Regions from separate parts of the Homo sapiens genome. Here regions 1 and 2 are each linked to region 3. A link is a contact called in ENCODE Hi-C or POLR2A ChIA-PET data. All regions are on one chromosome and are shown on one strand. The core of a region is the stretch at or near the end of the contact, and the rest is flanking DNA. Distances in the headings are between cores, read along the strand shown. Region 1 overlaps FUT8 (fucosyltransferase 8). Region 2 overlaps FUT8 (fucosyltransferase 8). Region 3 has its middle 43 kb from the start of LINC02324.

Region 1 (4,261 bases), core at 1,758-4,257, 280 kb after region 3:
ACCTTCACTTCCTGGGTTCAAACAGTTCTCATGCCTCAGACTCCCAAATAGCTGGGATTACAGATGTGTGTCACCATGCCCAGCTAATTTTTGTATTTTTAGAAGAGATGGGGTTTCACCATGTTGGCTAGGCTGGTCTCAAACTTCTTGGCTCAAGCGGTCTGCCCACCTCAGCCTCCTGAAGTGCTGGGATTATAGATGTGAGGCACTGTGCCCGGTCAGAGAACATTTCTTAAATAGACAAAACATTTTAGGCAGAGTCAGAGCATTTTAGAGCTATTTCTGAAAGAGAATAGTTATCTGTTCAACGGGCAAATACAACACAGAGTCAAAGATAATGCTGTGCTCAGAAGTCATGATTTCTTCAGGATTTTAGGGTATTTAGATTTTAAACCACAATTCTAAGGTCAATATTTATGTAAAGTATTTATGAAAATAAAAGCCATATTTAAATTTAAATTTAATATGCTTTAATTCACATAAAATATTTTGAGGTTGTTACAAAATAAAAAAATTTAGATTTTTCTAGCTATATATTCAATATCAGCATATTTTTTGCATATTTGAAAATTGAGATTCTGTCTTGTACCGTTTAAATGGTAGCCTGTTTAACTTAAAATTAACTGCAAAAGAAATAAACAAAAACTGAGTTTTTGTAAATAATATTAAATTGAGTAATTTAACTTAATCCCACCCATTAGGTTAAGCAATGATCCCAGGATAAAGAGAGAGAGAGAATGATGAGTAAAATGAACCCTACACTGCAATGTCTCCAGATAGCTGTATGAGTAAAAGCTTACCATCTCAGCTCTTGGGTCTTTATTTTCTTATTTTAAAAAAAGGCGTTAAGGTCCACATTAAAGTCAGGTATAATTGGTAAAGTTTAAAACTGCTAGTCTCTTTTATTTCACGAACACTGCCAGGCCTTGGAAATTATTGATAAAACTTGATTCACTGTGAGAAACAGTCAAAAAATAATAAAAAAAATAGCATTTTATTTTAAAGTTAAAGAATAATAAAATAAAAATAAAAACTTGCTTGAGATACTTTTCTAGAAATGGAACATTTTACAATGAAAATAGGATCCAAACATATAAGTATTTACTTTTGGATATTTGATAGATAGGCTTGTTATAAGATTGTGACTCAGCTGAAGTGGTTTTAGTTTATACAGATTTTTGAGAGAAGAAAGTACACCTTTTTGCTCTATATGTTTTCTCTGGAAACATCTCATTGTATTGTACCAATTTTGTCTTGATTCTCTAAGAATCTTTTTAGTCTTTTAGGACAAAGGAAATAGGTATTGAGAGACATTTCTCTTCAATCCATGGATCTCTTCTGTTTCTGCACATTCGCTGAGCAGAGTACTGATAGCTTTTGTTGGGGGCTATCTTTTTCAAAGAAATCTGTTTAGCAAACAGCCTAGGAAGATAGAAATAGTGCTTCCATTAGGACAGATGGCACATTTCTTTGCTGTCCAGGATAATTAAGATAATCTCTCTAGGGAAAAAGGTTGGGCATATTTGCTTGTAGCTCCTTTTAAAGATTGGAGTTTCATTAAGCTCAGGTTTTCTTGTCCTGTAATGCAACCCACAGTATGTGCACTTGGTTTTCCTTTCATTGGCCTTTAGGAATTAGAGCTTGAGGAATCAGTAAAAAATATGGTACTCTGTCTATGCTATTGTTGTGAGTAGTAAACTGTTCTTTGTTTCTGATCTAGGAGTGTCATAACTTCTGCCAGGATTATCTGATGCTAGCTTACCAGCTACACTACTAACACATCCTATTGATAAAACAAAGCTGAGTTCATTGCTTATTGTGGTAAGGGAGAACACCTAAAAAAATCTTTGGTAGGGTCTTAGAGAGGTCAAAATTTGAGAATTTGAAGTTTGTTTTAAGTTGGATCTTTCAGTGGTGGCGATGAGGCTTGATTAGGATTGGGTAGGTATCATGATAAAACAGTTTAGGTTTGGTGGAAACAGTAAGATTTTGAAAACTGCCGAAGAGTTGATGGGTCTTTCCAGAAGGTCTGTAATGAACAATCACATTATATTTCTGCTGTCTCCTAGAATAGCAGTTATGCTAATTAAGACAGTGGACTGGTAAAGTCATGTTAATGTACCTAGAAAGCTGTGTGTGTGTGTATTAGTTTTCTAGGGCTGCTATAACAAAGCACTGTAAACTGGGTGGCTTAATATAGCAGAAATTTATTCTTTCAGTTTTGGAGGTTAGCAGTCTGAAATCAAGGTGTTGGCAGGGCCACACTCTCTCCGAAGGCTCTAGGTAAGAATCCTTTCCTTCTTCTTTTAGCTTATGGTGGATGCCAGAAATCCTTGGTATTTCTTGACTTTTGGTAGCATAACTCCAATCTCTACCTCAGTATTCACATGACATCTTCCCTCTGTGTGTGTTTGTGTTCAAATGTCCTTCTTATAAGGATTCCAGTCATGTATTAGGGTCCATCCTAATCCAGAATGACATTATATCAACTTGATTATATCTGCATAGACCCTATTTCTAGCCGTTACACATTTTGGGAGGACACTTATTTAACTCAGTATAGGGGACATGTAGTTTCAGTCTTCAGTGCCCAAACTGTATGTAGGTACAGTGTTTGCTCTCAGTGTCCATGAAACTATGGCAGACTGATGTTAGCTTGCATGTAGGGTAAAATCTTAGGTTCTTCAGAGTTCTTGACAACAGCATGGTATAGTAGAAAGAAAACCAGTCTGGAAGTCAGAGTACCTTAGTTCTGCTCTGTTAATAACTAGCTTAAGAAAGTTACTGTCTTCTTTAGCTATTAGTTTGTTACTGATACACCAGGAGTTCAGTCTAGGTCCTGCTGCTTGCTGCATAGAAAGCCAATCACTGAGACAATGAGTATTGCCAAGGAAGAAGGCTTTAATCAGGGGCGGCAGCTGAGAAGATGGGAGCTTGGTCTCAATTCCATCTCCCTGACTGACTAAAACCAGGGTTTATATAGCAGGGAAGACATAGATTTTAACAATGTGTAAGAAAACAGGAACTTGGGAGGAGGGGCGAGGAAGCAATAATGGTGAATGAGGGGTCTGGCATCTGGTAGGGTGATCTGGTTTCAGTTCTTTGATACTTTTTGTGCCAAAAGAACAGTCTGTGGGACTATTGGGTTTGTTTCAATTTCCTCATAGATAAAATTTGAGGCCTGAGGAAGAGAAGAGTAAACCAAATGATCTTTAAGACATTTCTAGTTCTCACATTCTGAAGTTTTATAATGTTGAGTGGCTGCTACATACTGTATTAATATTAGTCTTGTTGGAGTCACAAAAAGGGAATAGAAAATGCTTTAAGTGCTAATCAGATAGGCTCTAACTTGTGAATGTAGCTTGCGTAAATTAATTTGTTTATTTGGGTGAAGCTAATTAATGAAGACATTAGGTAAACATGATGTTTGCCCTGATCTCTCTGACTTACCATTTTGTTTTTCAACTTGAATAGTGTATTTGGAAGAAGAGCATTCTTCAGGTCACTTAAAGTTAGAAAAATGCTGCACTCTCAGGCTGAGTTCATAAAATGAAATAACCTTTCCTGAAGTGAATATGAGAATGTGGTTCCCCTTCCCCCTTCATTGCCCACGTTTGTCTGTCATGTCATTCTTGTGGTCAAGAGATTTTAGAAAAATTCTTACTAGAGAATGGTAATAGTACTGTGAGGTGGAGCATGGTGTTAGAATTCTAGGTGTAAGTGAATCATGTGCTATTGAATTTTCTTTGCGTTTTAAATAGGTCACTGTAGTATCGTATTTGAATTCTTTGTTTGAATCATGTTGAAAGTATGTAATAATTACTGCACAGAGATATTGTGGGCACTGAAAAATTCTTTGGTACTACCAAAACCCCCTGTGGTCATGTATGTGCTTGTTCTTTGAAGTTACAAATGAACAATGACTACATATTGATGATAAGTATAAATACAGGTTGAACCAATGTTTTTAGATCTGGACAAAAGTTACTGAAGTAGGAGAAAGGACGGATTTTTATTAATTCCATATGGAAGAAATTCAAAACCATATACCAGGGGGAGATAGGATTGTCTCACCACTTAACTTAAGGATCTTCCTGTATGTAGCCCTTCCATCACACACAAATTGTACTAAGTGTTTTCATAGTGGATATTTGGGCAATTCAGAGACTCTCACTACATGTTGTAACAATGGTAATGTATTTAATTAATTTTAGAAGATACATTAGAATATAGAATTAGCAGTAACACTCCAGCAATACCT
Region 2 (4,280 bases), core at 1,037-3,536, 320 kb after region 3:
CCTTAAAGTGTAATAACCCAAACTAGATACAAAACTGCTGTAACAAAACTGAACAATGGCAGAGGCAGAAGAATATAGATCTAAAAATCTGTGGTTTTCATTAGCGTTGAAAACTTGTATTTGCTTCAGACTTTTTATTGGCCTTTTCTTTATGTTTTTCAGGGTTAAAATGTGTTTTATGCCATGATATTTGTTTCAATATATTCCTTTCTTAGGTTATGCTTCTTCTTTCTTCCTCAACTGTGCTTCTTGTATCCATTTCCCATCTTGCACCTATTTTGGAGGAGAGGCAGTAAATATTTTCTTATGGACTTACCATGTTTGGGAAGACCGTTTTCCAAAGCGATCAAGATCATGTTAAATTTTATTCCATCTAGCCATGATGGCTCAGTTAGGATCAGGTCAGGAAAACAGTCCACACTAAATACTCGAGGCAGGAGGATTTCTTGAGACCAGGAGTTTGAGACCAGCCTGGGTAACATAGTAAGACCTGTCTCTACAGAATTACAAACAAAAACAAAAAATTTCAGCCCAGAAAATTTAATACAGGGAAGGGATTATACAGGTATTGGAGGGCTGAAAAAGCAAACAGGGAACACTGGGGTAACACAGAGACAATATTTGCAGGAATTAGCCACTATTCATATGGTTGAGGGGGAAATAAGAACTTGGAGTTGGGACCTCATAGAATTGGGGTTCAAAACCTCTGGAGGGGGTACTTCCTGACAGCTGTTGGTATGTCTGAGGGGAATTTCTGAGAGTGCCAGAAAAAGCTGGTGGTTATCACTGCTACTGCTGGGGTGGAGGATCTATGCTGGGCAATGCTGACTGGAAAAAGCATGTACTGCATTCTCCCTCTAGTGTCCTTATTGGCAGTGTGAGGAAGCTAGCTGCAGAAGAGAAAAGTAGTTTTCAGAGTTTTATTTTCAGTATTACAAAGATGAGTATTAAAGGGTAGATTTGGATCTGAGAGAAAATAGCTGAATAACCAGTATATATAGCCTTCTCTTCTGGTCAAAGGAGGCCATAGGCCTTTGGTCTCTTGGTCTCTTTTCCTAGCTACTTGGACCCCAGACCCAGATATTCTTAATGCTGAGGGTTTGGAAGGAAAGTTGTTATTATTATTTAAAAAATTAATTTGTTTAGTTAATGTGATGGGGGAGGGGGCATGAGACGGGTCTACTTTGTCTTTTCTTTTCTTTCTTTTTTTTTTTTGAGACAGTGTCTTGCTCTGATGCCCAGGCTGGAATATAGTGGTGTAATCTTGGCTCTCTGTAGTCCCGAGCTCCCAAACTCAAGCAGTCCTCTCACCTCAGCCACCCAAGTAGCTGGGACTACAGGCACCTGCCACCACACCCAGCTAATTTTTGTATTTTTTGTAGAGACGAGGTTTTGCTATGTTGGCCAGGCTGGTCTCGAACTCCTGGCCTCGAGTGATTCACCCATGTTGGCCTCCAAGTGGTCTGGGATTACAGGTGTGAGCCACCATGCCTGGCTGGGTCCACTTATTTATTGTTATTTTTTTTTTTGAGACAGAATCTCACTCTGTCACTCAGGCTGGGGTGCAGTGGTGGGATCTCAGCTCACTGCAATCTCCACCCCCCAGGTTCAAGTGATTCTCCTGCCTCAGCCTCCCGAGTAGCTGGGATTATAGGCACCCACCACCATGCCTGGCTAATTTTTGTCTTTTTAGTAGAGACAGGGTTTCACCATGTTGCCCAGGCTGGTCTCGAACTCCAGACCTCAAGTGATCTGTCCGCCTTAGGCTCCCATAGTGCTGGGATTACAGGTGTGAGCCACCGTGCCCGGCCCGGGTCCACTTATTCTGAGATAATTCTGTTACAGCTTTTTTTGGTAACTTACATTTAATCATTAGATACTCCTTCTTTGCCTCTTGAGGTATTTCTGTTTTTTAAAAGCCCTTATTTAAAATGTAAAATAAATAATGGTAAAAGTAATGATGTTACCCATAAACAAAGTTTTAAAATTGGTTGCTTATTAGCCAAACAGTGGTCTGCAGTGGTAACCAACCTCTGAAAAGATTATGCCTTTTTTACTCATTCAAAAATTCCCCCTCCTGCAGAGCTTCTTCAATTTTAATGTGTATATGAATCAGTTGAGGATCTTGGTAAAATACTGATTCTGATTCAATATGTCCCTGGGTAAGGCCTGAGATTGTGCATTTCTAACAAGCTCCCAGGGGAGGCTGGAGCTACTGGTCCCTAGACCAGACTTTTTTAACTCCCTTCCCTCCCTTGAGAACTACTGGTTTGGCTTAGATCCAGTGTTGGACTTGGATGGTTGAGTGGTGAGTGATCATAAAGTAAGAGTTTCTATTGTAAGCCTGCCCGTCTAGAAATATTTTGAGCAATTTTAGTAGAGCTATTTATAGCTGTTTCTTTCCAGGTAGGATCAGAGAAATATATGCTTCTGAATAGGTTAAATTTTCTTCCATAATATAATGCTGCCCTGAATGCAGAAATGTGCCTATCACTTGTAATTTTCCTGGAAGGCGTGAGACTGCTTGGTAATTGTGTACATATTTAAGGGAAACTGAGTAATGGAGGACAGAATAGAACAATTAACAAATTCATGCATCAGATAACTTGCTTTCATTAAAGCCATTGTTACTCTTATTTATTGATTGTTCCTGATGATAGGACATCTGCAGATTTCAAAAAGTGTGTTTAGTGTGAATTTCATACTGATGGCATTTCTCTGCTTTTGACAGTTTCATATACTTAAACTTGTCATTAAAACACAGCATCTTGCCTTGAGCCAAATGAAACTTTGAATAGAGCCCAAATTTATGAAATTGTTAATTTCTCTTTACATCTAGATTTTACTTTCAGTAATTTCTATCTGCTAACACAAATAGAAAGGTAATCTTTCATTTGGTTGCCATCCTTCAAGAGCCTCTCTCTGCCCTTCCCTCCCTGCCTTCCTGGATCTTTCCTTTTGTCTTTACAGACCTAGATTTTGAAAGGTTCTAGGTTCCTTTTGTCTGTTGATACTATGTGAATGTTATCCTTAAGTTTTTAATTCAGGCTACAACTAGACAGATAATGTGTCTCACAATTAGCTGGGGTGAGAGAGTTAAAATGGAAGTTAAGGATTCAGGGGATTCCTACAGATGGGTGAAGAAAAAAGCTCAATGTTAGGATCCTTAACAAAGCATTTTGATTGGCATATGGAGACCTTTGCGTGAACACAAATGTTCATATTTGAATATTTATAGAAGATAATCTGTCAAAATTACTGTTATTTTAATTTGCCAAGCTTGGCTGATTGCCGCAGTTGGATGTTAGTTGAATTCAAGTTGAAGAGTTGTAAATATGTTCTGGTGTGGGACATGCTTTTTGTCCTTGAAGCTGTTTGAATTTCTTACTTCTCCCACCTACACCCCCTTCTTTAAAACTGCGAGGCTTTTTTGTATTAGTTGAACTTTCATGTTCTTTTTTAGGAAAAAATATTAAAGTAGGATGTTAACTGTATGGATTAAAAATTTTTTTTAACTAAATTTGTTGACATTTGGTGATCAGGAATTGTTTAAATAATTTTAACTATTTGTCCAATCTTTGCTTCAAAGGACCTGTTCCTGGAGACTCAAATGTAGGGATATATATCTTATTTGAATGGTTTTGTGTGGGATATGTTTCACATTAACAGCAAAGAAAATGTAGACTTCTAGATAATTGATGTTTCCCCTTTCTTTTATCTCACTTGAACAGCTAATAATTTTAGTGACCCAGATTCAAGCAATAATACCTGTCTTCATAATTGTCATGTGGTTTTGTCAGCTTCTTATATTCTAGGGGAAGGAAGATAAGACTTTTTTAAATATATTGAAATAACTTGGTTAATAAATACTTTTTTTCTCTTTTTAGAAGCCAGGAACCTGTTCTCTTTCCATAGTGTCTCCTCACTCAGAAAACGTTGTGTTCTCCTGCCTCAGCCTCCTGAATAGCTAGGGTTACAGGCGCCCGCCACCATGCCCGGCTAATTTTTTTTTGTATATTTAGTAGAGACGGGGTTTCACCTTGTTGGCCAGGCTGGTCTCAAACTCCTGACATCAGGTGATCTGCCCGCCTTGGCCTCCCACAGTGCTGGGATTATAGGTGTGAGCCACTGTGCAGGAGAATGGCTTGAACCCAGGAGGCAGAGGTTGCAGTGAGCTGAGATTGTGCCATTGCACGCCGGGCTGGGCAACAAGAGTGAAACTCCGTCTCAGAAAAAGAAAGAAAGGGAAAAAAACCCCAACACACTGTATTAATTATTGA
Region 3 (4,483 bases), core at 1,518-4,017:
TGGCTCACATCTGTAATCCCAGCACTTTGGGAGGCCAAGGCAGGTGGATCACTTGAGCCTAGGAGTTTGAGACCAGCCTGGCCAAAGTGGCAAAACCTTGTCTCTACAAAGAAATTTAAAAAATTAACTGGGTATGGTGGCACATGCCTATAATCCCAGCTACTTGGGAAGCTGAGGCAGGAGGATTGCTTGAGCTCAGGAGGTTGAGGCTGCAGTAACACTGTATAACTTCTAAGGCTGGGCCCTAAGATATCCGTAGCTTCCAATTTTGTCCCATTTGGGAGCAGTTGCCATATAAGAAATCTGGTTACCTTGAAACTTCTATATCATGAGAAAGCTCAACCTTACCACGTGGAGAGAGGGACCAAGTGGAGAAGTGCTGAGGTGCCAGACACGTAAGTGAAATTTTCTTAGACCTTTCTGTCTAGCCACTAGGTAAATGAAGCCTAGTAAATGACCTCAGCCAGTGGCATGAGGAACAGAATAACCACCCAACAAAGCTCTGTCCAAATTGCTGACTCAGAGAAACATAAGCAAATATGATGATTGGTTTAAGCCAGTACGTTTTGGGGCAATTTGTTAACTAGTATAACAGAAACATATCGAATCAAAGTTGATGGAATTAGTGACCCACACACCCACCCCCATTACACAGCAACAACAGGATCCAGATGGATAAAGCTTCTTTATAGTCATTCAAATAGCAAAAACCTTACTGAGCTGAGAGCAGAGCCCAGAAAAATCCCCAAATTCCAGGTGTGGTCTACATGATATTAAATGGAGATATTTTTCTGAAAGCAACTATTTTCCCTCATACCGCTTTTCTGTAGTATGTTGCATTTTTCTTTTTTATTTATTTAATTTTTTGTTTTGTTTTGAGATAGGGTCCCACTCTGTGCCACAGGCTGGAATGCAGTGGCGTAATCTGGGCTCACTGCAGCCTCAACCTCCTGGGCTCGAGCCATCCTCTGTGTCAGCCTCCCTAGTAGCTGGAACCACAGATGTGTGCCACCATGCCTGGTGAATTTTTCTATTTTTTGTAGAGACAAGGTTTTGCCATGTTGCCCAGGATGGTCTCAAACTCCTGGGCTCGAGTGATCTACCCACCTCTGCCTCCCAAAGTGCTAGGATTACAGGCGTGAGCCACCTCACCTGGTAGCTGTGTCTTTCCCACACTGGCCATTATACCTCCCTACTGTAACCCCATTCATTTATTTTATTTTTAAAACAGTCCACAGAATATCATAATAGTAACATGTGTAAACAATGTAGCTACCCGATAGTAGAAAAAAGGATAAATAATTTATAGTACATCCACTAAAAAAATCACCAACTTGAATCTCTTAAATTTAATGCTACAGAAGGGTATCTATGGGCATTGAGAGATATTCTTCTCAGGGAACCTGCCCCGATAGTCACTTAGGTTCTTTTCTATTTTCCCTAAGCGTCGGCCGGCTTGAGAAATAAAGGGACAGAGTACAAAAGAGAGAAATTTTAAAGCTGGGCATCCGGGGGAGACATCACATGTCGGTAGTTTCCGTGATGCCCCACAAGCCACAAAAACCAGCAAGTTTTTATTAGGGATTTTCAAAAGGAGAGGGAGTGTGCGAATAGGTGTGGGTCACAGACATCAAGTACTTCACAAGGTAATAGAATATCACAAGGCAAATGGAGGCAGGGCAAGATCACAGGACCACAGGACGGGGCAAAATTAAAATTGCTAATGAAGCTTCGGGCACCACTGTCATTGATAACATCTTATCAGGGGACAGGGTTTTGAGAGCAACCGGTCTGACTAAAATTTATTAGGTGGGAATTTCTTCTTCCTAATAAGCCTGGGAGCGCTGTGGGAGACTGGGGTCTATTTCACCCCTACAGCCTTGACCATAGAAGACGGGCACACCTAGGGGGGCTGTCTATAGGCCTATACCCCCAGGTGCGTATTCTCTTTCCCAGGGATGTTCCTTGCTGAGAAAAAGAATTCAGTGATATTTCTCCCATTTGCTTTTGAAAGAAGAGAAATATGGCTCTGTTCCGCCCGGCTCACCAGCGGTCAGAGTTTAAGTTTATCTCTCTTATTCCCTGAACAGTTGCTGTTATCCTGCTCTTTTTTCAAGGTGCCCAGATTTCATATTGTTTAAACACACATGCTCTACAATTTGTGCAGTTAATGCGATTATCACATGGTCCTGAGGCAATATACATCTTCCTCAGCTGACAGGATTCAGAGATTAAAGTAAAGACAGGCATAGGAAATCACAAGGGTATTGATTGGGGAAGTGATAAGTGTCCATGAAATCTTCACAATTTATGTTTAGAGACTGCAGTAAAAACAGGCATAAGAAATTATAAAAGTATTAACTTGGGGAACTAATAAATGTCCATGAAATCTTCACAATCCATGTTCTTCTGCCATGGTGTCAGCCGGTCCCTCTGTTTGGGGTCCCTGACTTCCCACAACATATTTCCAATATATGTCATGGAACAGTGTTATCCCACTTTTAAAAGTCTTATATACAGTATTCGTATATGCCTAGAAGAGGATATGATTTGTAATAAGGTAGAGAAGAATATGGGGACTCTGCATGCTCTTATTTGAGTTTCCTGAAATAAGCATGTCATAACATGCTTTTGTAATATGAAATGGTGAGAAAAGTGCTATTTAGGAGGTAGAAGTAGTGATGGAATGGAGGAAGTCTTCTCCAGGGAAGGGGAATGAGGCTGAAGCGCTGTGACTCAGAGAGAAACACCTGTGGTGTCCGGAGTTCCCCATTTGCTATTTGCCCTCCTGTGCACGGAATCTGTGACAGGCAGCCTGCCAACGACATGACCTCTGTTAATGACAGCTGAAGTCTGGGCTCGTGTAGATTCTTAAGCAGAATAGGAATCAGAGTCAGAACTGTGGTTATTAGATGAGTGGCCTTGTCAGAACTTTATCACCAAGTAGTATTTATTAAGCACTCTCTTGCTTTAATGAGTCAGGAAATAGGGTTCTCGTTCCCTTTATCATTCACAGTTGTGTTTCTCAGCAAGTGCAGGGCTCCCTTCCTAAAATGGCCCAGGACCCTTTCTCCTGAAGCCATATTACTAGGCAGAATGTTCCAGGGATGCAAAGTGTTGAGTCAACTACAGAGTATTAACTGAATGTCTCATTGCTCTCTGGGACTTTTTATTCTGGCTCTCACTTCTTCTCCCTACCTCCTACCAGAAAATACAATAGTCAAATCTGTGTACAGTGAAAATCTGTTGTCCAGTATCTCCTTTTCCCTTCCGTTGGAAACATCACTTTGCTTTCCTTTTGGGGAACCACCTCTCCTCGTTCTGTTCATGTGGTTACAGCTGGAATGAGCTGGAATGATTCATCACCTGGCTCCAGACAGTGGGCATGTGACTCAGGCTTGGCCAACTGGCATATTCCAATCTCCTGGCCTTGGGAGAAAGGGCCACAGACAGGCACATGACCCAAGTCAGGCCATGGAGACTCATTTCTGGGACTCTTGCTGGAGCTGTCGAGAGAATGGTGGACTGTTTCTATCTGGATTGCTAAACTGGTAGTTTGCAAGCCCAGAGCTGCTTGTGGCCATCTTTGCCACTTCATAGGTTAAGCCTGCTTCATAGGTTAAAGTCTGAGCAGGCTTAACCTATGACATGGCAAAGATGGGGGCAGGGAAGCACAAAGAGATGCCTTCTAAGGATTTGGTGTCTTCAGAAGGACACAAAGGAAATACAAAGGAAAGCAGAGCTGAGAGAAAGAGAGAATCAGATTTTTAAATGTCTTTTTTTTTTTTTTGAGCCGGAGTCTCCCTCTGTCGCCCAGGCTGGAGTGCAGTGGTGTGATCTTGGCTCACTGCAAGCTCTGCCTCCTGGGTTCACGCCATTCTCCTGCCTCAGCCTCCCGAGTAGCTGGGACTACAGGCGCGTGCCACCATGCCTGGCTAATTTTATTATTTTTAGTAGAGACGGGGTTTCACCATGTTAGCCAGGATGGTCTCAACCTCCTGACCTCGTGATCCGCCTGCCTCAGCCTCCCAGAGTGCTGGGATTACAGGTGTGAGCCACCGTGCCTGGCCTAAATGTCATCTTTTGAGAACCTGGCTCCAGCCACTCCAGAATTTACTCCTGGATCGTTTAGTTGCATGAGCTAAGAAAATCCATTTTCCCCCCTCTTAAGACAGTTTGAGTTGGATTTCTCTCACAGAAAGGTAGGAGAAGGTGGGACTTGAGTGAAGCCTGTAAGGTTGGGTTTTACTTTTGCTTTATAATGACTTTACAGCTTTTGGAGAAAATTCACCCATAGTCACATTTGAGCCTCACCACAACCTTACAAAGTCAGCAGAGTCTCTATTATCATCTCCATCTTGCAGAAGAGGAAACTGAAGCTCAGAGAAGTTAGATGATGTGTGCAGAGCTGGGGATCAATGGAGCTGGGGCACAAATCCAAGCTCTTTCCACTACACAGAGAAGCTGCTGGAGCTAAATCAGA

What was found. A loop is a pair of places that touch in the nucleus more often than their neighbours do. ChIA-PET counts read pairs that join two places held with the same protein, here RNA polymerase II (POLR2A). Pooled maps may share reads with other maps.
Region 1: a pooled map shows a loop between it and region 3 (5-fold over the local background). The contact joins two enhancer-like sites. A Hi-C loop is called at or near these places in 1 of 37 single-sample maps with no recorded cell type and 7 of 50 pooled maps. POLR2A ChIA-PET finds 5 or more read pairs at or near these places in 2 of 52 experiments (CD4-positive, alpha-beta T cell and H1).
Region 2: a pooled map shows a loop between it and region 3 (2.9-fold over the local background). The contact joins two enhancer-like sites. A Hi-C loop is called at or near these places in 1 of 37 single-sample maps with no recorded cell type and 2 of 50 pooled maps. POLR2A ChIA-PET finds 5 or more read pairs at or near these places in 1 of 52 experiments (PC-3).

The regions. Positions count from the first base shown.
Region 1 is chr14:65,458,869-65,463,129 of GRCh38, forward strand. The region is part of intron 2 of FUT8 (fucosyltransferase 8); the gene reads left to right. Among named protein-coding and RNA genes, the nearest start is that of MIR625, 10 kb to the right of the region's middle. RefSeq lists an enhancer at 3,137-3,186. Within about 2 kb of position 3,008, at least 4 of the 41 ENCODE cell types and tissues checked have a DNase peak (open chromatin) inside an H3K27ac peak, as active enhancers do.
Region 2 is chr14:65,500,714-65,504,993 of GRCh38, forward strand. The region is part of intron 2 of FUT8 (fucosyltransferase 8); the gene reads left to right. Among named protein-coding and RNA genes, the nearest start is that of MIR625, 32 kb to the left of the region's middle. RefSeq lists enhancers at 778-837, 868-1,037. Within about 2 kb of position 2,287, at least 2 of the 41 ENCODE cell types and tissues checked have a DNase peak (open chromatin) inside an H3K27ac peak, as active enhancers do.
Region 3 is chr14:65,177,249-65,181,731 of GRCh38, forward strand. No RefSeq gene overlaps it. Among named protein-coding and RNA genes, the nearest start is that of LINC02324, 43 kb to the right of the region's middle. RefSeq lists enhancers at 2,531-2,730, 2,801-2,890. Within about 2 kb of position 2,768, at least 12 of the 41 ENCODE cell types and tissues checked have a DNase peak (open chromatin) inside an H3K27ac peak, as active enhancers do.